3 separate regions of the Mus musculus genome follow, and all the other regions are linked to region 1. The links are chromatin loops, found by intact Hi-C in ENCODE. Cell type or tissue: gastrocnemius. All regions are shown on one strand.

The links. A loop is a pair of places that touch in the nucleus more often than their neighbours do. Peaks named below come from ENCODE experiments on the same cell type or tissue, not always from the same donor. Only the 100,000 strongest peaks of a DNase experiment are listed, where the experiment ranks them.
Region 2: it touches region 1 in a loop (12-fold over the local background); 23 of 42 quality-filtered maps call a loop at or near these places.
Region 3: it touches region 1 in a loop (6-fold over the local background); 19 of 42 quality-filtered maps call a loop at or near these places.

Annotation. Positions count from the first base shown.
Region 1 is chr4:63,115,751-63,123,750 of GRCm38, forward strand. Zfp618 (zinc finger protein 618) reads left to right here. Exons shown (of 15, transcript NM_028327.1): 12 at 2,796-2,879; 13 at 5,581-5,658. Among named protein-coding and RNA genes, the nearest start is that of Ambp, 34 kb to the right of the region's middle. In gastrocnemius, no CTCF peak of the experiment used is centred here; a DNase peak (open chromatin) is centred at 3,316.
Region 2 is chr4:62,886,382-62,894,381 of GRCm38, forward strand. No RefSeq gene overlaps it. Among named protein-coding and RNA genes, the nearest start is that of Gm25391, 49 kb to the right of the region's middle. In gastrocnemius, a CTCF peak has its summit at 3,448 (motif pointing right); a DNase peak (open chromatin) is centred at 3,467.
Region 3 is chr4:62,775,964-62,783,963 of GRCm38, forward strand. No RefSeq gene overlaps it. Among named protein-coding and RNA genes, the nearest start is that of Gm30699, 4.8 kb to the left of the region's middle. In gastrocnemius, a CTCF peak has its summit at 4,595 (motif pointing right); DNase peaks (open chromatin) are centred at 4,613 and 5,015; H3K4me3 peaks cover 579 bases; H3K27ac peaks cover 1,315 bases.

The DNA.
Region 1 (8,000 bases):
TTTGAATATGAGGAGAGTCTGTATAAAAAGAAGTTTGGGTTTCTGGCTGTGTTAAGACATCAAATCTGGCTCCTGGGTCATGTTCCTGCAGGGTAATGGTTCGTGCCTCCTTCATAGTATGTGTCTGTACACTTCCCCTGTTCTACAATCCCCACTACACCCTGCTGCATCCCTGCCACAGTAGTCCCATGGCAGGATGGCAGGTACCATTTCTGTTTGTGACCACACTGTTGTCTGTGACCATCCAGCCCTGTTTGGACCTCATGGCATGAGCTTTCATTGTCACCTTTCAGAAAACTATCTCAAGCTGTTTCAGCATAGAAATGGCCTCCATCAAATGGGGCGGCCGACTCCAGCTCTGTCTCTGTGGGCTCCCACTCCCTAGAGTTTACCCATGAAGCCCTCCAGGAGGTAGAGACTCAGCAGGAAATCAGAGGATGTCAGCCCCAGGCCTATGCAAAAGGGGGCTATGGCTCCAGAAGGTGACTGGGTAGCAAGGTCCCCAGTAGTTGTTTCTTCCAAAACAGAAGACATACTATGTGCTAGGTACCAGTTTCCAGGAGTCCTGGGACTCAGACTTGTATGAGAAAAGCCTTGGTCTACCTACCCAGATGACTGAGGCTCTGGGTCTTTCAGTTGCTTTCAGGAGGCCAAAGCTGCCCACTAAATGTACAAAATGTTTGCATTGCGAGGTCAGATGAGTGAGCCACTGAGGTCATTTATTGGTAGCCTGTGCTTGCCTTTCCTCTGGTTTAAGAAGCTAATTTGGGCCAGGCTGTGGTTTTGTGTTTACTGTGCTTATATTTCCCAAAAGGAGGGGAGTCGACCAACCTTGAAGTGTGGATTTTTCAAATGCTGTGTTGTGACAGTTGTGTTTTTGCTTGCAGGTAGGAGGCTAAGTCAGGGGGATCAAAATTTCAAGCCCTGCTTGGGCTATGGAGTGGGTTCAAGGCCAGACTAATCAACTTAGTTAGACCCTGTCTTAAAGTAAGAAAAGAGGGTTGGGGGGTAGCTCAGTGATAAGAGTAATTATGGAGACCTTGCTTGGCGTTCCATCCTCAGCACCTTAAAAGAATTAGATTGTCCACCATGGTCTCCTTGGTGGTAGACATTGGCTCACCAGATTGTAGGGTCAGGGCTTTCTTGACTTTACCCTTTTTCTTGAGCTTTGTGGCTGAGCTTTTGAAGGTCCGTAGCATCTGCAGAGAATTGTCTGTGGAGACTGCAGTCATTGAATGTCACTGTCTCCAGGCAAGTGTCAAGCAAACCATGGGCACATCAGTGGCTGCCTCTGTGAGACTTGGAATCCCTGGGGTGGATCTTACCTGGGCAAACTGTATGGTCAAATCCAAGGGCACCAGGTTAGGGGCTGTGAAATGGTGCGTGTGAGAGGTCGAGACTGTCACTGTCATTATCCTGGAGAATATGGCTGTTTGTGTGCAGGTGGACATACACACATGGATTTATATTTCTCCTGAAATACCTACCTGCCTGTTCCCCTATGAATACAGATGAAGGCAGAGAAGGGGACCTTCCTTCTTACAGAGGAGGCACCTGCCCCAGATAAAGCCTTACGTGCTATCCTAGTGGGTCCAGGAGCCTGACAACTTCAGTGTGTCTCTCTGCCTGTTAAATGGGTCGTACTGCATTCGTGGTGTTGGGAGGATTAGCTGGTATACAGTAGGTGCTCAAGAATGAGAGCCCCTCACCCTCTGTAGATAGAGAATGAATGGGCCTCTGCCAGCTTACATGCTGTCTGGAGGTACTCAACCAAGCTGTAAGGGACACAGAGGAAGCATGGTCCTTACAGTGCCACAAAGCCTCTACAGGCTGTGGGAGAGTTTGAGGCAAATGGAAGACCTGAGCAGGCCTATAGGAACTGCCTCAGGCTGGCTGCCTCATCCGTCATCCATATCACTCAGCACTTCGTTGGGTAGGACAGACCTGCTGAGTGGTGTTTCTCCAGCTGATTTTCAAACAGCACCACTTGGAAGGATATGTAATCCTTAAAAATCCCTATATTTTGGGTGCAGGTTAAGTTAAAGCCCAGCGACTCTCCTTCTGGTCAGTGTCTCGGAGCCATTGGTAGCCTCATCCAAGCTGTATAAGGGGCAGAGATGGCTGAGTATCTCAAATTGACTTTCCTGAGACCTTCATGTACTGGATCAGCTGTGTTCTGTAGTACCCAGAGCATCATAGAAAGAAGAGCTGGGTTGTTGTCTGCTCGTGTGGGTGGGGATATAAGTATAGAGTTTTGCTTGGCCGAGTCCATCCCTGCATTGTGGGGTTTCCAGAGAGATGCTGCAGATGTAAGCTTTGGGGAAGGTACTAGACGTGGCTGACAAGGAGTTCCTACTTCCCCATGCAAGTTCTGACCCTCCTCACACAGTCTTTGGCCTTCCCAGAGCAAGTATGAAACTACCCCTCCCTACTTGTCACATGTTCTGTCCCAGAACATCCTTTATGCCTTGAGATTCTTGTTGGGTCAAAGTTGCCTCCAGGAAATGGACTGACATCCTCAATCCTCATTTGGGAGCTGTCGCAGCAGAATCTTCCAGAGAAAACAGGGAAGCTCATCCCAGCGACTCAATCCTGGAGTAGAAAATGGGGCCCTGACCTGTCTGCCGGCTGCATTTCACCAGTGTGTCCTTGGGCAGGTCACCCTTTCCCTCTCCATCCCTCTACCTCCCAGACACACATTCTCTGAGCTCCATGGGCCTCCTGCCCACTCAGCCCTGACAGACAAGCTGACCATTCCCCGTGCCATATCACGCCCCCTCTCTGCCTCCTTCCAGCAGAAAACACCTTCAGTCGTCGAGTAGAAAGCAAAGCACAGAACCACTTTGAAGAGACCAATAGCAGCTCACAAAATTCCAGCGGTGAGTCTGTCTGTGGTGTGACATGTGGCATCACGTGTCACCTCCCACAGAAGAGCAGGTACCTATGACTGGGGTCTTCTGATGCATGGTGGGGCTTGTTGGGAGAGGGGCTGGGTAGGGAAAGAGAGAGAGAGCAGAGCTTATGAGAAGCAGAAGGGACCATTATATCTAGGAGCCCGTCTGTGGCTTCTGCCCTTGCCCACAGACAGGGAACTTCCTTAATCCCAAACTCAGGCATCAACCTCGCCAGCCCAGATGGGTAACCCTAAGAGAGCCATTTGCTGAGTAGTGCCATATGTAGCAGGCTTCTTTCCAGAGAGGCAAATGGGGTGATACTGGAGCCAGAGGTCCCAGGTTCTGTACCCAATACCACAGAAGAGAGTCTCTTCTAGACCCTGCAGTGCTATGGCTTGGCCTGAGAGCTCCTGGTGGTGTTTGCTGCCACCTGGTGGCTGCCTTGTACTGGCACAGCTTGGGACTCCAGGATTTATAAAGCCTTGGCAGGAATGTGGATGGTCACCAGCAATCCCTATCTTAGAAAGGGACAGGAAGAATGTATGCACAGTTATGGCCAGGACAGGAGGGGACAGGTCTTCTGCCACTATGAAGCTGATGTCATTGAATATTAGGCCTGAGTGAATGCCCCACTGTGCTGACACTGCCTGGTACATACCTGTAGTGGGTGCTTCTTGGCCACATGGGCTTCAGCAAATGGTTCGTTCGGATCACAGATACCAGATGGAGGCTTCTGCCTAGTAGTAGACCCAAGCTCCTTCAAACCCAAGTTTGATCCCTGCTCCTCTGGCTCCAGTGAGTGGTCTAGATGAGTCCCAACTCCTCCTCGGCTGCAAGTAGCTTGAGGAGCACGGACAGCCCCAGAGAACACAGGCAGGAGGAGGGGAGGGAGTGTTGCTTTGGGCGTTGCTTGGCTTGTTTTACCTTGGTGTAAACCAAGCACTTGGTGCAAGTACCACTTGGGTCATCACTGTGACCCTCAGAGCTTCTGTAATTGGTTGGTCTAGGAGGAAAGCATGACCTGCCCGGGGCCACAGAGGATTAAGTGGCAGCCTGGAGCTAGAACGTGTCTCCTGTCATACCCTGGGCTCTCCACCCAAGCCATGCTGCACCCCTTACAGCTCTACTGCCACCAGGGCTAACGTTTATGCAGGGACAGCACTGTCATGGGCTGCTGCTTGCGCTGGCAGCCACCATTCATTGAGCACTTACGACGTGGCTGGCATGTGTTCCGAGCTCTGTGTGTTGCGTCTGTTTTCACCCTTGCCACAGTCCTGTGGGGATAGTGTTCCTGTTACTCCCACTTTCTGGATGAGGAAACTGAGGCTCAGGATAAGTCCACTGTAGCCCCAGGTCCCCCAGACTACAGGTGGAGCCAGGACCCTCCTACTTTGCCTGCACTCCACTTTGCTGCCTGCTATATTGAAGGCTTACCAGCCCCACTCTCTGGCAATGCCAGACAGTAGGAGGGCTTGCCAGAAGACAACCAAGTGGCTAAGTGCGTGGCCATATGAGCATCATACCTGGGTCACAGAGCCTCACTGTCAGAGCACCCTGAGGCTTGGTCGATATCAAGTGACACTGCCTTCTCTGATGGCTGTGCCTTTCTACCAGCACCTCTCACCTACCTTCCCACACAGACTGTGTGTCCACCAAGGAGCTCTCTCCAAAGAGGGCCCCCTGGCTCGCTCACCAGCTGTGGTGCCTTCACAGCCCGGACTGGGGAACATTTAGCTAAACTGTTTCTCTTTTGCAGAAACTGCAAGTCCCCTGATTTCCAACCCTTTCCCTCTCCTGCAGAGTAAGTGATGGTCCTGATGGGAGGGTTGAAGAGGGCACAGCAGGGCAGAGAGTGACTCTCTGGCCTCCCTGAGGTATAGACAGGCCTTGGACCACCCTGAGGGTTAGTCCCAGTAATAGCCTTGGGAGGATGCTAGGGGCTCCGGAGGGTGGAGAGGTCAGGTAGGTAGAACCCTGAGCACACAGGAGGGGGGACAGGTTACCCACTTCTGATTATCCAGACAGCCTCAGGACTTCTCTTCCAAGCCACCTTTTTCCCTCTCTTTCCCTCCCCTTCTACCTAACAGTGTGGTCTTTCTTTCCTCCCACTGCCCCCTTCTTTGCCAGGCACTAGTGTGCTTCCTGAATACTCTGAGCTTTTGGTGTCCCTGCTGCCTGCTCCACTTAGCCCATCCTCCAGCTTATCCAGTTGTACCCACTGCCTCGCTTCCCCCCTCTTTCTCTCATTGCTTCCCCCTCCCATTGTGAGTGTCCTTATTCATCTGTGCATGCGTGCATCTTGTTTCCTCCATGAACAGTGATGCTCGTGTGGTCCCACGGGCAGAGGGTTAAGCTGTGAATCCCAAGGGGCAGAGTCTGTTTCCTGGGAGCTCCTGGTGCCTGGATGTTGTCCTTCCCATGTGCTCAGAACAGTGCCTGCCACGGAGTAAGCGCCCAGGAAGCAGCAGGCCCGTTGAGTTAGCAGCCTATATCTGTGTGGCTTCCCCTCTTTCTGCTCCTGCCTCTCCTTGGCCTTTCTGTCTCCAAGCTAGTGGACAGGCCAGTTAACAGGCTGGGCCCAGGGCCCCAAGTATGCACCTGGATCCCCACCTTCGAAGCTGCCTGCAGCCCAGTGTCAGGGTGCCTGAGTATGGACCACCTGTCACATGCCCACCTGTCTCCCCAGAACCCTACACGTGCGGCGCCTGTGGGATCCAGTTTCAGTTCTACAGCAACCTGCTGGAGCACATGCAGTCCCACGCAGGTAAGGCCCAGAGACCAGCAGAACCCACGCAGAGCACACCCCCCCCCCTCCATCCCATTATAACTGGACACACACATCTCTGGCACTTCCCGGGAACTTACCTTCTGAGCCCCAGCCAGCCTGCCCTTCATAGCTGACTAGTATGAACTCTGGCATCTCAGCTCTGCCTCAGGGTGGTTTGGGGAGGAGGGAGGAAGATGGGTTTCCCAGAGGTTGCAGGTCCGAAAAAAAGACCTGTAAATAGGTTCAAGGTCAACATGAGCAGAAGCGGATGGTAGAGAGAGTCCAGCAGTTGCGTAGATTGTGCTCAGGCCTTCCCCAGGGCAGTCCTGTGCACTCACCATTTCTACCTCTTGAAAGCCCTGGTTCTCAAACTGGAGCTCATGAAGCAAATGAGCAGGGGGGAGGCTGGGGCAGAGGGAGTCCACAGGCTGCCAGGGCTAGGACCGCTCTCCCTCCCAGGCTCAGCCATCCACTGGCAGCCTTCTGAACCCATCCTCACCATTGCCATTGCACAGCTCAGGCATTCAGTTTTCCAGTCTGTATCCGCAGACATCAATCACAGTGGCACCAGCTTCTGGTCTAAATTCTACTTAGTCAGAATTACTGTGTGTCCATAGGGAGAGTCCCCAGGCCCCAGCACTTCCACAAACAGTTACTATGTATCCATACAGCTGTTGCAAGAAGCCTGGCTGGGGCCCTCCCACATGGGTACTCAGGGATCCAGGTCCTTTCCCTCTTATGGTCCTATACACCCCTGGGTACTTAGAGGCTTTCAGCTCTGACTGGTGGTGTGGGGAGAAGTGAGGGGTTACACATGTGACACAGGTCCTAAAAGCTGTCGCCATTGGCACATGACCATCCTAAGTCTGTGGCAGAAGGCTGCTCAGAGCCTCTGTCCAGGAACAACCCAACACATTGCAGAAATAACTGTGCATCTGGGCAATGGGGCAACTACTACCTGTCCATCCAGATAGCTCTTCTAGAGGCATTCGAAATAACACGTAAAGTGGGGTGGTGATGAACACATATAATCTCAGCCCCTGGGAACCGGAGACAGGGGAGTCACAAGTTTAAAGCCCTCCTTGGTGACACAGATCTTCTTTCAAAAAAAAATCAAAGAAATGAAAATAAACACTGCATGAAATATGTGTGGTGTATGATGGGGGCTGATTAGTCAGCATAGTTGTTATCATGTGTGTCCCCTGAGGTTTACAAAGCTGTCAGGTAATCCTCCAGATTAAGCCTGACTAGCTCAACTGTCCAGGTTGTCTCAGTCACTGTTGCTGGGAAGAGACACCATGACCACAACACCTCTTACAAGAGAAAGCATTTAACTAGGGTTTGCTTACAGTTTCAGACGTTTAGTCCATTATCATCATAGCAGGGAGCATTGTGGCACACAGGCAAATACGGTGCTGGAGAAGTAGCTGGGAGTTCGACATCCAGATCCAAGGGCAGCAGGAAAAGAGAAATACTACACCTAGCTTTGGCTTTTGAAACCCCAACACCACCCCCAGTGAAACACTTTCTTCCACAAGGCCACACCTACTCTACTAAGCCACACCTCCTAATCCTTCTCAAGCAGTGCCATTCTGTGATGACCAGGCATTCAAAGATATAAGCCTATGGGGGCCATTCTTACTCAAACCACCACACAGGGGTAGACCACCACATTCCACTCCCTGGAATCCCACCCCCTCCCCCCGCCCAGGTTTGCAGCCATATCATAAAGCAAAATTGCATTCAATTCAACTTTAAGAGTCCCCATAATTTATCACAGTCTCCACAAGTCCAAAGTTCAGAGTCTCTTGTATCCTTGACTCTAAAGCCAGAATGTGGCCAAAGCTGCCAAGTTCTGCTGCTTGATGGGGCTGGGACATGGCCCCCTTGTTCAGTTACATCTGCACCAGCTTTCTGTTGTTGACGGTTTCTTTCACTGCTTAATCTTTTCTTTAATCACTTTTCACAAGTCGGAAGCTTAGCTGGGTAAGGTCTTACCCTGAGGTTACCACTTCCTTTATTCATTTAGCTTCAGGTGTTTTTTTTTTATTGTTTTGTTTTTTAAAAATGTTTTATGTCCTTGAACACAGGGCATAGCTCCACCACACTTCCTGGTCTGCTTTTCTCTTCAAACTGTACAATTTGTAATTTTCCTTAATAAGCTTGCTCCTTTTCATAATAGTCTTCATAAGAGTAGCTGCTAATAACCATAGTCAAGGCATGGGGGGAGGTAGCCACATTCTTTGCCAAAATATTACAAAAATGGTCTCTAGGCCATTTGTAATAGTCTTTCCCTCTGAAACTTCTTGAGTTGGACCCCACAGTTCAAGTCGCCCCAG
Region 2 (8,000 bases), 230 kb before region 1:
GGAAAGGTAGGAGTGGGTAGGTGGGTGGAGGAACACCCTCATAGAAGCAGGGGAGCGGGGTGAGGATGGGATAGGCGGTTTCCTGGAGGGAGGGAAATCGGGAGAGGGGATAACATTTGAAACGTAAATAAAGAAAATATCCAATAAAAAAGGAAGGAAGGAAGGAAGGAAGGAAGGAAGGAAGGAAGGAAGGAAGGAAGAGATAAGTCAGAGGGCTCACAGTTTTCAGATTCAACACTTTCTTCAAATGTCATAGTCAGGGTTGCTCTTGCTGGGAGGAAACACCCACAACAAAAGCAACACTGGAAGGAAAGGGTTAATTAGGCTTGCATTTCCACACCACTGTTCATCAGGCCAGGGACTCAAGCAGGAAAGGGACCCAGAGGCAGGGACTGATTCAGAGGCCATGAAGGAGTACTGCCTGCTGGCTTGCTCCTCATGACTTGCTCATCCTCCTTTGCTATAGAACCCAAGACCGTCAGTCAGCCCAGAGATGGCCCCACCTGCAACAGGCTGGGACCTCCCCTATCAATCTCCAGTTAAGAAAATGCCCTATAGGCTCATCTACATCCTGGTCTTATGGAGGCATTTTCTTAATTGTGGCTTCCTCCTCTCCAATGATTCTAGCTTGTGTCCAGTTGATGTGAGACTGTCCAGCATCAGGAGGCAACACGGCACAAAGAATGAGCACAAAGGTCAAGGGCACAGAACTGAGCACACAGGAACAAGCCCTCCATCCATGGCTGGCAATGGAGTTTTGACAAGGATGCTGAGACAATGCAAGGGGGCAGAGTCGTCCAATGGTCTGGGCCTGGGTCAGTGTTGGCTAACACGTGTGAACCCTTGGTTCAATATCCAGTGCCTCATAAACAGGTCTAGTGGAGCACACCTGTAGTCTTAACTCTCAGGAGGGAGAGACAGGAGGGTCAGAAGTTCAAGGCCATCCCCAGATACACAGTGAGTTCAAGGCCAGCCTAGGAGATGTGAGGCCCTGTCTATTGATAAGTAAATACAAATCAGCTGGGATACAGGCTTTCCATACACAAATGAGTAAGCTCACCCCTCGCCTGTTATTGAAATTAAATCCAAGTGGATCATAGATCTAAATGTGAGAGCTAAAACTCTAAAACCCTTAGAAGAAAATAGAGGTATAAATATAAGTGCTTTGTGTGAAATCATATATCTTTTTAAGCATAGCAGCAAAAAAAAAAAATCCAAAAATAGACCTCAAAGAATAAAAAAATTAATTTAAAATATGCTATCAGGAGAATTGGGAGGAAGTACCCGTGATTCATACATCTGATAAGAGCTCTGTGTGGTGTGTGGAAGACACAGAGAAATATTGCAGCTCAAGAAAGTTTAAAAGTCGTTATTTCCCCAAATACCCAAAGATTTGATATGTATCTTAAGAAAGGCACACAAATAATGGAAGGTACACTAGGCAAATGCATACCAAAACCGCCAGGCGGGGCTCCTTCACGTCTGCTATGATGGCCATAGTTGATGCAGACTCACAAGCTTGATGGAGACACAAAGATACTGAGCTCCAGAGGGGCAGGCCCCTCTCCTTTGGAAAATAATATGGTACTGAGTTCAACACTCAGTAGGTCCACTCCTCCAATGCCAAAGGAATCAACGACACATGTATACATGGAAACACTCAGAGGATGCTCATGGCTGCTTAACTCTGAATGTAGATGAATGGTTGCCAGTGGCTAGAAGTGGGGGTGAGGAATAACTGTTAAAGAGTCTGGAGTTCCTATGAGGTAATGAGAATGTTCCTGAACACGGTAGCAATGCTTGTGATTTTGACAGATATTAAAACTGCTGGGTGTGCACGTCAAGATGAATTGGTAGTAACTAATTCTTTCTCAATAAAGGTATAATTTCTAAAACTAGTATGGCAACACCCTTCAAACAGCATAGTTATGGGGAGTGAACTGATCACACCTGAAGCATCTTGCGCATGCCAGGCACAGAGGAAAGACTTAGTGCATCTCATTTTCCTTTCTGGAATGACCATACCCCACTTCCTCAGCTACCCTCCCCAGCCCTAGTTATGTGATTCCCATCCCCCGCAACCTCACTATGTAAGGTAGCTGGTCCCTCTTGCTACTTCTAGAGCAGCCAGGGTCATTACTAAGATGCCTCCGCCATTGTTGCTTACAATAACGCGTAGGATACTCATGTCCATAAGAATGCAACCACCTCTCCGTGCAGCCCCAGGACTGGGGAGATGGCAGTGTAGCTCTGTGAATCCAAGCCAGCCTCTCGGCCAGTTTGACTCTGGGGTTTCCTTCTGCTCCGTTTCCATGAGGACAGTTTATTAGTCCACGATGACAGGGATCCTAGGTATTGGGCGTTTGGCTGGGGTTGATGGGGAAGCTATTTTAAGTCCCTGGAGTTCAAGGGTATGTGCCTCAGCACTTTTGTTTGGATTGATTTGTAGTCCTGCTTGCTTGACCTTGCTATTTAAAATAGTTCGAAGAAGAACAGAAAGAAAAGAACCATTCCAACCAGAGATGCAGATGGGTCCTAGCCAAACCCACCTCCCGCTGACCTTGAATGCGGCCTTCCACAGTGACCATGAAGCCAGAGGGACAGCTCAGCAGAACAGCCCAGCAGAGGGGAAGAGTCTGGGGAGGACCGAGGGGTGGATTGCCAAGGTTGCTAAAGGATCCAGAGACAAAGAGCAGTAGAGTCCAGATTGCCGACGTCTCAATGTCTCAACACTGTTAGAAGTGTTTACCTGTTGGCTAAGTGTCTTGAGCCAGGTGCCTGAATGCCTTCTGAGATTACAAACCTCGATCCACACAGCATGCAGTGAGCTAAGATGTGACCAATGTCTTACAATGGAGAAACGGAGACTCCCTACTTTGTAGAGTTTCCCTTCATGCCCAAGTTCATATGGCCAATAAGATGACAGGGGTGGAGTCTGACCTTCGAGCCAGCCCTCCAGCCACCAGGAAGCCATCCTCATTCAGAAAACCAATAGGGCTCTGAGCAGGAACCATGTCAGCCAGGTGATTGCCCCAGACCAGTGACACCATTCCTCCGCTTGGGTTTCCTGGGAACCTGAAGCAAGCTAATCAGTATGCAATGTGCCACACCTACCTTGCAACCATTCATATACACTGTCATCTCCCTCTCTCTGCCCAGACTGAGAGTCCACGTCCAGCCTAGAGCTGCGCAGACTACTGGATTTTGTCACTTAAAGCTGAATCCCAATCTTGGACTGGGGGCCAGGACATCCATATGGATTTCCTGTGTGTTCTTAAATAATCCACTTAACCTCTCTGGCCCCCAGTTACCTCATACATAAGGTAAATTAAGGACCCTTGCTTTTCCTACAAGATTGCTCTGTAGATTCAGAAGAGTTGCCTGATGTGGGTGAATATAGAACCCTCCCAACAGATAGGATGTAATGAGAGGGAATGACCAGTAGGTGGCAGTGCTTCAAAGCGCCCGTGGGAGGTCCAAAGCATCCCTTCCCAATCAGGTGTAGGGGACATCAGCCTTCCACAAGCTCCACACACCTGTAAAGTTAAAAAGGAAAGTCAGAGAGACATGTTCCTTCCAAGGGCCCAGGATACCACAGTGGTAGCATCAGGATCAGACCAAGTTGGCTTGCCTGCTGAATGCCCTCACTGAACCTCTATCAGAATCCCGCGGTGTGCAAGTGCTCATGGGAGCCCTTTCCTCTGAGCATTACAGTTGCAACCTGTCTGTGCTTTCTAGCCTCACCTAACAACACATTTACCCCCTCTCTGCTCCTGGATGGGTGCTCACCCAACAGGCCCTGTAGATCAGACAGGGATAGCTATCAGAAGCATACTGCATCGACCAGGGACCCAAAAGGGCAGAGTCTAGCCCAGCTCCACCTCCAGCTTGCTGTGTTACCTTGGCTAAGGCGTTCAACAGTAGGTCATAAAATCAATTCCATATAACAATAAAATTAGCATCTATCTACTTCAGTATAAAATGGCTCCATGTTTATACACACAACCTGACAGAAAAGATGTTCTTGGCTTTTGTCCCTCGTGTGCACGTCGTGGGTGGTGTGTGTGTATGCTTGCAGGTGTAAGGGTGTACTGTACATGTGTCGTGCACATCTGTAGAGGTCAGAGAACAGCCTTGCCTCCCACTTTGTTTGAAGTAGAGTGTCTTCTTGATGCTCCAAACACTCTCTCTGCTAGCTGTCTTTCAGGATCCTGTCTCTATTCCCCATCTTGCCTTAGAAGTAGTGGGTTTACATATACGTGGGCGCCAGGGATCCCAATTCAGGTCCCCACATTTGCAAAGCAAGCACTTTACCCACTGAGCCATTTCCCAAGACATAAATAGCATTCCTTTTGTGAGTCAAAAATGCACAGTTGAGATCTGAGAATCCCTCCGTCACCCACAAGAGTAGTTCCAACTGTGCAGTCCTCAGTCGGCTCCCTCTCCTCACAGCCTCAAGCCAGGGACGTCCTTGCCAGAGTGCTTCTGCCGGTGACCTGGTGCTGGAGAGTGGAAAAGGTCTAGTAAATGCATCCCTGATCACTGCTTCCTTCCCCAAAACAGCCCCTCCCCCATTTTATCCTCCACTCGTTTGTATGAAGATGCTGTAACCCCCACCTACAGAGAATCACACTAAGGCTGGGAGAGGTACAGAGATTTGCCAAGATCTCACCCTGGCTGGGGGGCCCCTGCATCCGCGCAGAGCTTAGGGTAGGCATTGCCTTCTGCCTGTGGCCAAGACTGAGAACCGGCCTGAGCCGCTTCCACGTTGCCTACCAGCACCCTCCATCCCTCTTGTTCCAAGTCACTTTTATTTTCTCTCTCTTTCAAGTTTGATTGAATTTACAGTTAATGAATCCAACTTTGTCATTTAGGAGATGCTGGCGCAATAAGACCTGACAGGGAGAGAGTGATGGCGCAATAAGTCGTTCGGGAGCTGCAGCTGTCCCTGCTCACTGTCTTGAGCAATGGCTGCCCCATCGGGCTCGGAAGAAGCCACTGGACTCTCAGCAGGAGCAAGGCGGGGTGGGAGGGGCATTTCATTTAGGTACAGAGCTCAGAACAGAATTTCTGGATTAGCCCCTTGCAAAGAGGGCTGGGGATGGGAGGGGCAGACAAGTGGGACAAGTGGGTACGAGCTCTCCCGCTGAGCTGCTTGCTGTGCATCCTTGGATAATTCACTCTGACCTTTCTGGTCTTCAGTTTCTTCATCTGCTGAATGGAGCAATGGCCCAAGGTGGTGACTTTCTAAATTGCAGGAAGAGGCATAGATGCTTGTTAGACAGAATTTCAAGGTAATTAGTTGACAGTCAAATGAGTGCCTTGACACCTCTCTCTCTCTCTCTCTCTCTCTCTCTCTCTCTCTCTCTCTCTCTCTCTCTCTCTCTCTCTCTCTCTCTAAGGGAGCTCTGCCTCCGGTCCTGCCATTGGGCAGTGATGGCGGAAGGACCCCTAGGAGAATGAGAGAGAACAATCTTGAATAAACAAAACTTTCAAAACTTCAGAACTAATTAAAGAGAGAGCTGGCACTTCAGATAGAAAACACAGACCTGCTCAGCAAAACTGGGTCTTGGAGGGCAGACCCAAATGCTCAAATACCGTAGGGGTCCAGGGCTGTCACCCTTTGGATGTTTACCCTGCCCTGACACTGTTTTTAAAACCACGTGATGGGAAGTGCATGAAACATGGGTGGAGAGTGGTCAAGCCGATTGCTTCCGTCTCTTGAAGCATTTCTCCAACCCCACAACCCCACTCCACACAGGCAGCGCTGCACCTTCGTCTCTTTGGTTTTATTTCTTCATTTTTGAAGTATGAAGAAACAATAATTTGAATGTCAGCAAGATGACTTAGTGGATAAAGGGGCTTGCTGCCAAGACTGATAACCTGAACTCAATCCCTGGAATCTACGTGGTGGAAGGAAAAAAACCTCTCTTTCTCTCATTCCCTCTCGTATATACACACACCTGAGAGAAAAGTTTCATTTTACCTATATTTGAAATGCTGTGTGTATTTTTGAGTATGTGTTCATATGGAAGTCAAATTAGGGAGGTTGTTTGTTTGTTTGAGACAAGGTCTTGTTATACAGTCTCAGCCAGCCTTAAACTCAGTCTATAGTTCCCACTAGCCTTGAAATCCTGATCTCTCTGTGTCCTAGCCAGGGTCACCACTACTGTGGCAAAACACATAACCAAAGCCACGTGGGGAGGCCAGGGCTATGTGACTTGCACTCCCACTTTGTCATTCTTCATCAAAGGACGTCAGGACTACAACAAGCAGCAGGAACCTGGAGGAAGGAGTTGATTTGGAGGCTGTGGAGGGGGGCTGCTTATTGGCTTGTTCCTCATGGCTTGCATCACCTGCTTTCTTAGAGAACCCAGGACCCCACCCCCAACCCCCAGTCCAGGGATGGCCCCACCTACAATGTGCTGGGCCCTCCCCCATCAACCACTAATTTAAAAAAATGTCTTATAGCCTTATCTTAATTGAGGCTTCCTTCTCTTTGATGACTCTAGTTTGTGTGTCAAGCTGACATAAGAATAGCCAGCACCTGCTGTCTGGGCCTCCCAGCACTAGGTTAGAGGTGTGTACAGGTGCCTGGTTCTTTATTATGTTTTTAAAATGCATCCTAGAGGGTGCAGCTCAGTGCTAAAGAGTCTGCTGACATGTATAATGCTGAAGGAAGAAAGGAAGGAAGGGAGGGAGAAAGGGGAGGGAGGGAGGGAGGGAAATATTTGGGGTAATGCTGTATAACTGCTGAGTGTCTGAGGCTGTAGCCATTGACTTATGGTAAGAAAATGTCTGTGACTTTTACTGGAGACGTCTCATGACATGATTAGCATGGCTTCAGTCTGTCTAAAGAATGGTGAATTTCAATTAAGAGATTAGTACAAATAAAGAAAAACAGAGATATAGTGTTTCCCTCATTCCCTGAATTCTAATAGGATTCTGTAAGTCCCTCCCGTTGTTTGAGACTATTTTTTTAATAGCCCACAATACAGCCATAAGCTTTCTTGGAGTCTATTTCTTGTTTTACAAACACCTGACTACAAAGACTCAGCCACCTGTAGAACCCAACTAAGGTGGTAGAAGGGGTGGGTGGGGGTGGAGGAGTGGAGGCTCCTAACACAGACACACTCCTGGGCCTGGGGAAATAGCTCAGTTGGTAAAATGTTTTCAGTAACAGCATGAGAACCTGAGTTGGATCCTTTGAACCCATGGGGAAAGCCAGCTATGTTCAATCCTAGCTCTGGGGAGGCAGAGCCAGGAGGATCACTGGGACTCACTGGCCAGGCAGCCTGCCTACTTACCAAGTTCTAGGCCAATGAGAGACAGGGTCTCAAACATATAAATACATGCAGCTGACAAGAAGACTCAGCAGGAGATGGGAAGAGTATTTGGCACAAAAGAATCCTTAGGACCAGGGGAGATGGCTCTGTTAGTACAATGTTTTCTATGCAAGCATGAGAAATGGATTTTGATTCTCAGAACTCACCTAAATATGGAGGCAGAGAACCAACTCTATTTAAAGTTGTCTCACACATACACACACACTCACCTCACACATACAATGCACTCATACACAATTCTCTCTCTCTCTCTCTCTCTCTCTCTCTCTCTCTCTCACACACACACACACACACACACACACACACACAGAGACAGATCTCTCAAGGTCATCTTTGGATCAGATATGTCTCAATACACCCCCTGACAGCACCCCCATTACAGGTCCCCGATATACATGTTATACACCTTAAGGTCACAGGCAGTCTCTTAGTTCCTCAGTAGACATAAACTCTATGTCATAGGCTTTTGTAACTTAAAAATTGAAAGCACAAACAAACCATATGAAGGAGGCTCAGTGCTCTGGACCCCGGAAAGCAGGTTTTTCTTGCCCCACTCCCAGCACGCACACAGACCCTAAGGAAAGCCTGAGCCTGAAAAGAAAGATGGTAGCAGGAATAAACAAATTAGAAAGCACAAAAACAGAGGAATCAATA
Region 3 (8,000 bases), 340 kb before region 1:
TTCAAGGAATACACATTGTACCCTGCTTTAGTTGTCTTGGTTCCTTCGGCGACTTGGTGATGATGGCAAAGTGAGTTTGAAGCCAAGGCTCATGGCTCATAGACAGACTCCCTGATGGTGCTGGAGTTTAAGATCTGTGTCTCCATATCTCCTGTAAATGTATGGAAACAACAGAGCCATGATCCAGGATGACGGCCAAAGGCTGAGAGGGGGAGACACTTCTGGCCATGCCAGCCCGTTGCTGTGGCAATTGTTTCTTCTGAGAAAGTTCAGGGCAGCTGAATGTGGCTCTCAAGTTGTGCATGAGTGACCCCATTAGACAGGAGGACAGATGAAGGGTCCCATGAGAGGAGCCTGTGTCTCTTCCCCAGAATGTACTGGGAGGCACTGTGCTGGTTGGCTTTGCCAACTTGACACAAATCTAGACATATCTAGGAGACGAATTTCAATGAAGACAGATTGATCTGTAGGCAAGTCTGTGGGGGTATTTTCTTGCTTAAAGATGGATCTAGGAGGTCCCAGCCAATTGTGGGAGGTGCTGCCCATGGGCAGATGGCCCTGGATGGTATAAAAATTGGGCTGAGGGAGCCATGGGGAGCAAGCCAGTAAGTAGCATCCCTCCATGGCCTCTGCTTCAGCTCCTGACTCCAGGTTTCTGTCCTGACTTCCCTCAGAGATGGACTGTTGCCTGGAAATGTAAGAGAAACAAACCCTTCCCTCCTCAAGGTGCATTTGACCACAGCCGTAGAAACCCTAACTAGGACAGGCCCTTTCAGGTGGCTTCAAATGCCAGTTAATATACACAATAACTAATGTTGTTTTCTTCAGTGACGCCTCAGCGACAGGGTTAGGAGTGGGGGTGAGGGGTGTGTATCTAGTCTCTCGGGCTAGGCCCAGGCTCTCCAGGGCACCCCAATGTGTTCACGTCCTCTTCTCAGTGAGGGTTTAGGGTGATGTCTCAGTGACTCAGTGGGAGAATAGCTACCAGCACAAACTCTCTGCGACCTTTAAGGCCTGCCAGTTTATTTACCACATCCTTTTTCGTCCCTCATGGGGAATCTTGTGACCCTTGACTTACCGTTGCTATGTTAATGATTGGTATAACTGGAAATGCTGTATCCTTGCCAGGTCTCCTATCAGGAGATGTGGCCAGTCCCTCCGGGTGAACTTCATCCTGAGGACTGCTATGAGCACGGTAGTGACCGTATTCTCTGCTTGGACCTGGCAATCTAGTAGGAAGGTTGACGAGTTCTCCATTCTGCAGGATTTCTCGGAGCATTTGACATCCTAATGGACCTCAACCAAGGCTGATAAGTCTGACTATACTACCTATGCTTGCTGGATCCCAGGAATTCTTGCTGTGAGGGACTCTCATGAACTGCCATTATGTGGAAGTGGACTCTGACATGGACTAACTCACTGGAGCATCTCAGGCCATTTTTAAAGTCACCAGTCACTGCCCAGCACTGACGACGTCTCCCCCCCCCCCCATCCTCTCAAGCTGACATGAACCCAGATGCATCTGATAAACAACAGCAAACTCCCATGCTCTCTGCTGGCTGCTGAGACGTCACACCCTTGGCCATTTGGCTCATGTTCTATGACCTTTCCTCACCCCGCTGCTAGGAGCAGCACCTGCCCCTTGGGGAAAGAGGCAAATGGGGATATGGGAAGAGATGTGAAACTGGTAGGGGAAGGGTCACTTCTGGGCATGCACCTGGCAGCCTGCAAGGCGGTTCTGGGCATGAGCCTGGCGGCCTGCAGGGGCGGGGGAACCACCCATTAGTTTGGTTAGATGCTTTGTGGGGATTGTTCCCCTCTGGGTCTACCCTTTCTCAAGCGGGGGGTGGGGAGGAGGCTGTGCAAAGAACTCCAGCGTCCAGGGGTGAGGTGCTGGTGTGCAGAATAGAGACTGAAGCAGACAGATATAGCAGCATTGGATTGGGCCCTTCAGTTGCTTTTGGTCATAGCAACAGAAACCCCAAATAAGACAGGTGCAGGGAGTGGAATCCAGGACTTCCTCTGTTACCTCCTCAAGGAACATCACATTTCTCTGAAAAAGAGATCCATGCTCAGGGAGGGGTCAGAGGTCACTGGAAGTCACATTGGACCTGACTGTGTCTGAGCTGAGCCAAGAGCCAGGTTCTTACTTCTGTCCCCATGGCTATCACTCGATCCTGTCATCAGGTTATGAATAAACACTGTACTTTAAGACAGCCCATTAATCAATCGAAGAACACAGACTACTTTACCAGCCCCAAATGAACACTTTGGGCCTCTGTGAGGGCCTGTCATCCTTCACTTTCCAGAACTTTCCACTTCCCTTCCCACTTGAGCTTGCTTCCTAAAACCGAAACCTTATAGCTGCTGTCTGGCTCACCACACGCCCACCCCGTCAGCTAGCCGCTTGTCTTCAAAAAATTTCTTTGTATTGTCTCAGTATCGAGTCTTTGATTTTCTGACATTTCCACAACACCCTAAGTGTTCTTAGCATTTTCTCTAAACTGGAAAAATAAAAAAAGCAAAATGCTCTCCTGGGGAGAAAGGGCAAATTGTATGTTCTTTTGTTTACATGTGTGTACAGAAAATCATTATTCTCCTTGGTGATTTTCCATGTGATATCAACAGTGAGATGGAGAAACTGGGACTCTGTAATGGCTCCTGAGGGACTTTTTCCTCTTTGGTGACCCCAGAAAGCTCTAGGCATCCAGCTATTTTTGAAAGAAAGGAGGAAATGCGGACGGCAGCCTCTACCAGCTGCAGGTCACTGAGTGGCCAGCTTATTTTGATGATGGCCTATTTTTACTTTTATTTACTCTGATGTTTTGATGCAATCGTTGGCATTTTGTGTTTGGCCTTTGACCTTTGAAAAGTGCCATTCACCTTGGGAATGCCCGGGGTCATCGGACTACATTTGAGGGATGTGAAGTCACCCATTTCCTTAAACTGTGGCCACTCTGCTCCTGCAGCCAGTGAAGGTCAAGGTCCACCTGGGGAGAGAAGGCTAACCCTATTTTTATATAAATTCTTTTTTTTTCTTAGAAAAAAAAACCCAAACCACCTGGAGTAGGAGCTTGTTTCCTCTGGCCCAAGGTTTCTACCAAGATTTCTGTCCTTTCAGGGAAGACCTTGAGCCAAGACTACTATGGGAGTCAGGTATAACACAGCTTCATGCGATCCTAAGAGTCTGTGATTCATTCATTCCTGCTAAGGGAGATTCCCGCACTGGACTGGGAGTCATGGTCGGGAGGAGGGGCAACTGTGTCCACTTCACCAAACAAAGATCCAGAGCCATGAAGCGCGGAACTTACTGAAGCCTTGGCTGCAGGTACAGGAAGAATCTCTCCTGCAGGTGACCGTGGCTCACCTTGGAGGTGACTGACTGTGGCCCACTCCCTTTCCATCTTTGGCCCCTTTCCCTTCTCCTTTAACACAAAATGTGTTGGATGCATTTCTAAATCTTTTTCAGCACGGGCTTCTCATAAAATGGGACCTTCTCAAAGGCTAAGCAGGCATCTGGACCTTACAGAGTCAGGGTCAAGTTCCATGCATATCTGAAGAGAAATTAACGTGGCTTGAATGAAATAAGCCACCACCCCGGGCCTCACACATATACTGCACCTCCACTCAGTGCTTGCCATTATTTGGTGAAGAAGGCTCTATTATCACTCCAAATGGTGAGGGCATCAAGGCTTATGGGGGATGGCTTAAAGTCATATCTGAGGAGTGACACAGCCGTGATCAGCCTGCAGGGTCCATCCCCATCAAAGTGTGCTTGGAATTAACTGTGTAACCATATCTAGTGTAGGTCAGGAGCTAGAGCAGGGACACTAGGAGCCCAAACGCATGCACTCAGCATTGCAGCAAGGTGGGTTGAGCTCTCTAAAGCACACTGCATGCCCTGGGGCTAACCTTGCCTGGATTTTTGATGGAAAGAGAAGTCAGATATGGAGAGGTGGGATAGGAGTAGTACCTGTGGTTTCAGGATCAATAGCTGGAGCTGACCCAGTTGGTACTCAGTCCGTATCACGGCTGGTCCTGGATCCGCAGCTCAGAGCTGAGCTCCAATTGACCAAGTGTTTGCAGAAATACTGAGTTTCCTTCTAAACCAGCACCCTGTGGACAAGAAGACTGTAACCTTATTCTCTTCTTTCGTTGGCTGTGGGGTAAGGGTCACTGTTGGCTTGTAAATATTTTTTCTTTTAAAATATTTATTTTATACTCAGGGATGTGTAAATGTGTGTGGGTAGATACCTGAGGAGGCCAGAGGTAATGTATCCAATGGAACTGAGGTTCCAGGCGTGTGAGCCCCTGAGGTGGGTCCTGGAAGTTGAACTCAGGACTTTTGGAAGAATAATGCATACTCTTATACTGCATTGTTTGTGCTTTTTTTTTTTGTCATTTTCAAATTTTTGTATGTTGATTTTTTAAAAAGTGAAATAATGGGTCCACATTTAATGGTAGGACCCGATACAAGACTACATCCTCATCTCCGTATTTTGGAAAATAGGAGAGTAGTCGTTTGGCAGAAGAGATCCTTTAAAAAACCCGCTAAGAGAGGCAAGAAGCCCCATTACTACCGCCGATGCCCACAAGAGGGCGTCTCAGGTCATCGAGAAGCAAACGCAAGCCCAGGATCGCTGCAGCTCAGCAGCGAATGACCAATGAGTAGGCTCTGATATACCAGTTGTGACCCCGCCTCCCCTGCGCTTTAAGGACCCCCTTTCTCTTCTACATCGCTGGAGCCATTTCTGCTTTCTCCAACCCTGAGGGCATACCGATCACTTTGTGTGTGTGTGTGTGTGTTGGGGGGTGGGGAGGACTGATGGACACAGAAATGGAAACAGCATACGACAGCTGTACTGCACACCCCCCCCCCCCCCACGAAGGCGTGACATTTCTGCCCTTCCAATGAAAGCTCTTCTTGGAAACTGAGGTCTGGAGCAGCCGTATTAAAGACATCTGTCACTAACCTTGTCAAAATCAACCTGGAGCTTCTCCGGCAGAGTCCAGTAGGTGGAGGCGCAGGGCGGGGCTCATCTTTTTTCTAGGACACTGCAAAGGGAGTGAAAGGTGTCACCTTGGTGGATACCCATCCAGGACACCACACATGCCATCTGTTTTGTGGCTTGTACAGGCACAGCAGAGAAGTGCCGCTAGCCCATTTTAAGATGGAAAGAGCGAGGCGAGGGGAAGTATTGCAGAGCCTATACGCTCAATATCTTTCAGCTCTTATGGGACACAAAGAATCGAGGTGGCAACCCTAGAAGGGTCCAGGCTTTCCCAGGTCCCTACTCTTCTGTAAAGAGGAGATGGGATTCAGCGTGGGAGGGGACCCTTCCTGAGAAGCAGGGTGGGTGAGGTGAATGCTCCCCTTCTGAATTCTCTAGGCTACAGGGAGACCCAGCTTTGCCTCCTGTGAGCCCGCGCAGGAAATCGGTTTTCCCTCCCATTAATGCCTGCTTTACTTACACTTCTTACCACAATTACTCTGCGGTAATTAACAAGGGAAATAACACATCTGGGGCTAACTGCGGCTCCAAACAGATGTACAAGATGCAAAGGCGTTCGGAGGGCCCCATGCTGTGTCACATCTGTCCTGAGTACCTACTGTGAGGGAGCTTTGAGTTCAGGAACAAGGCCCCTGCTGGCCACCAGGGTGGTTTTCTAGGGAGGTCTTGAGGGGTGCAGGGGTGGATCAACACTGTCGGTAAATGGTAAGTTCCTGAGGACAGCAGACAGGAGTGATTGTGGCAGGGACAGTCCTTCCTCTCCCTTCCCAGAGGTGACATGGAGCTGAGGGCAGTGGAGAAACCAGGGGGAAGTATGGCAGGCAGCCTGGGGACAGGCAAGTGTCATAGCTTGAGGCAGAATGAGGGTCTTGCCCTTTGGGAAAATGGACAGACTGGTGTGCAGCTGAGGGATACATATGAGGGTGAGGTGGCTCCTGAGCCCACAGAAAAGCAGTTAAAAGCACAGAGGGAAGCCCTTGAGGGGACCGGCTCTGTCTGCTGCTCTTATTCTTACAGGGCCACGGGTCCAGGGACTTTGCACAAGCTGGAAGTGACAGGCCAACGTGAGCCAGCCACCATTCCCATCTATTCTTTCCCACCTTTGACAGTGTCCCCTCCCCACCTTGCTAAGATGTCCCAAGCCTCCCAGGGACAATGAGTCCTGTCCTTCCCCTTCTCCCTGAGACCCCATTCCTCCTTCAGAGCAGGTGGCTTTGTGGAAGGACTCTGGAACTTTCATTGCAGACTTTCTGACTCCCCTTCTCCCGCCTTCCTATTTGGGATACTTCTAGCTTACCAGAGGCCAAGGGGGGCTAGGGAGGAAACTAGTTATGGACCCAAGTGGGTCCCTAGGAGAATGACTCCCCTCAGGAGCCACCCACACAAGGCAGGGCCTTGTCATTTTATTTTTATCATAGTTCTGTGTTCCCCCTACAACCACACCTTGCTTTTCATGGTCCCCAGGGACTTTCTATAAGGATCTCTTGATCATTCCTGCTCCCCTCCCAATTATGAATGCACCCGTCCCTGCCCTGTCCTTGTTGGGCATCCCTGGAAATATCTGCAGGTGTGTGCATGTGTGTATATGTGGCGATTGCTAAGTGGCTTTTAGAGTGCAGAGATAGGAACTGCCCTTTGTGGAGGCCTCTGGAGGGCAGTGGAGAGGGGACCCTGAGGAAGGAGGGGTAGTTCCACCCTGAAATTCTTCCCTCCCATACCTGGCTTGATTTTGATCATTCCTCTTTAGTGTATTCCTTTTTTTAAGGAAAACGGAGGCTGTACCCAGAGGATGAATGGATGGTTAGTTACTAAATCCATTTCACTAGCAAGGAGTATGTGTTTATGTGTGAGAGGGGATTCGCTTGGGAGGTGAGAGGGGCGGGGCTGGCTTCGAAATCCACTCACCTGGGTTCTAATGCTAGTGCTGATTGCCCTGAACGACTCCGTCAAGAGTTTTGTACCCCATTTTTCTCCTATGTGGAGTAGTGCTTCCTGCGGTCAGTCTGCGAGTTCAATGTGGCCATACATGTGAAGTCATTAGCAGGGTGACTGGTATAAGAAGTGCCCATTAAATGTTGGCTGATGTCACTGTCACCCATACTGCAGGTGGGAACACTGAGGTCCTGGGTGCTTTCCTCTGCAAGGAAGTCCAGCTCTGAGGACTTCCCTGTGAGATCTCCCTTGTAGGATCTTAGCTTCTATGCCCCCTGCCCCGAGTACCATCTCAGGCTGGTCCTCTGAGTATAAGGTATAGCCCTTGGGCCAAGAGAGGTGCCCAGCAGGGGACTAGCTCTGAGCTCCCAGGTTAAAATGACTTACTGGGCTAAGGGCCCTAACCAAGAGGATTGTGACCATGCAGGGCTGTGGGTGGAACCCTGAGTTCTTAGCCTTCCCTGGAGATGCCTGCTAGACTGATGGATCCTCGAAAACACCCTAGGTTAAAGAGTCAGCCAAATGTGAGTTCTGTCCCTGTCACTTGTGCTTGGTGTCTTTGGGCTATACCTGGCCCCTCGGAGTTAAATTTTCCTAACCACACAAGGAACAGCAACATCTGCTCTGGAGGAACGGCAGGACTGGGAGATGGTATTTATGCAAACACCTCTTTATAACCAGCCGGCATTTGTGTTCTCATGCCGCTGGGAGCCGAGTGTGCATCACCTGCCATCTGCGCTAAGCCTCATTTCCCACATCCCGGTAATGAGATAACTCTGTAACCTTGCATTGGCAGAAACATCCCTGGTCTTACCCAGCACACCTCTGAACCCCCTGAATCTGTTCACGGGGCTTTCTCTGGCTGTACAATCTCCAGCGACCTGCCTAAGGATGGGCAGAAGATCCAGGGAGCTAGTGCTCCCAGAGCTGACCTCAGTCACTAAATAGATGGACCAGGCTAATAGATAATCCCCTCTGCTCCCTCACTCCAGGGTCAATGCCACAGAAGGACCCTGTCTGTCCACAGGAGTAGCCTGCCACTCATGACCGTCTTCC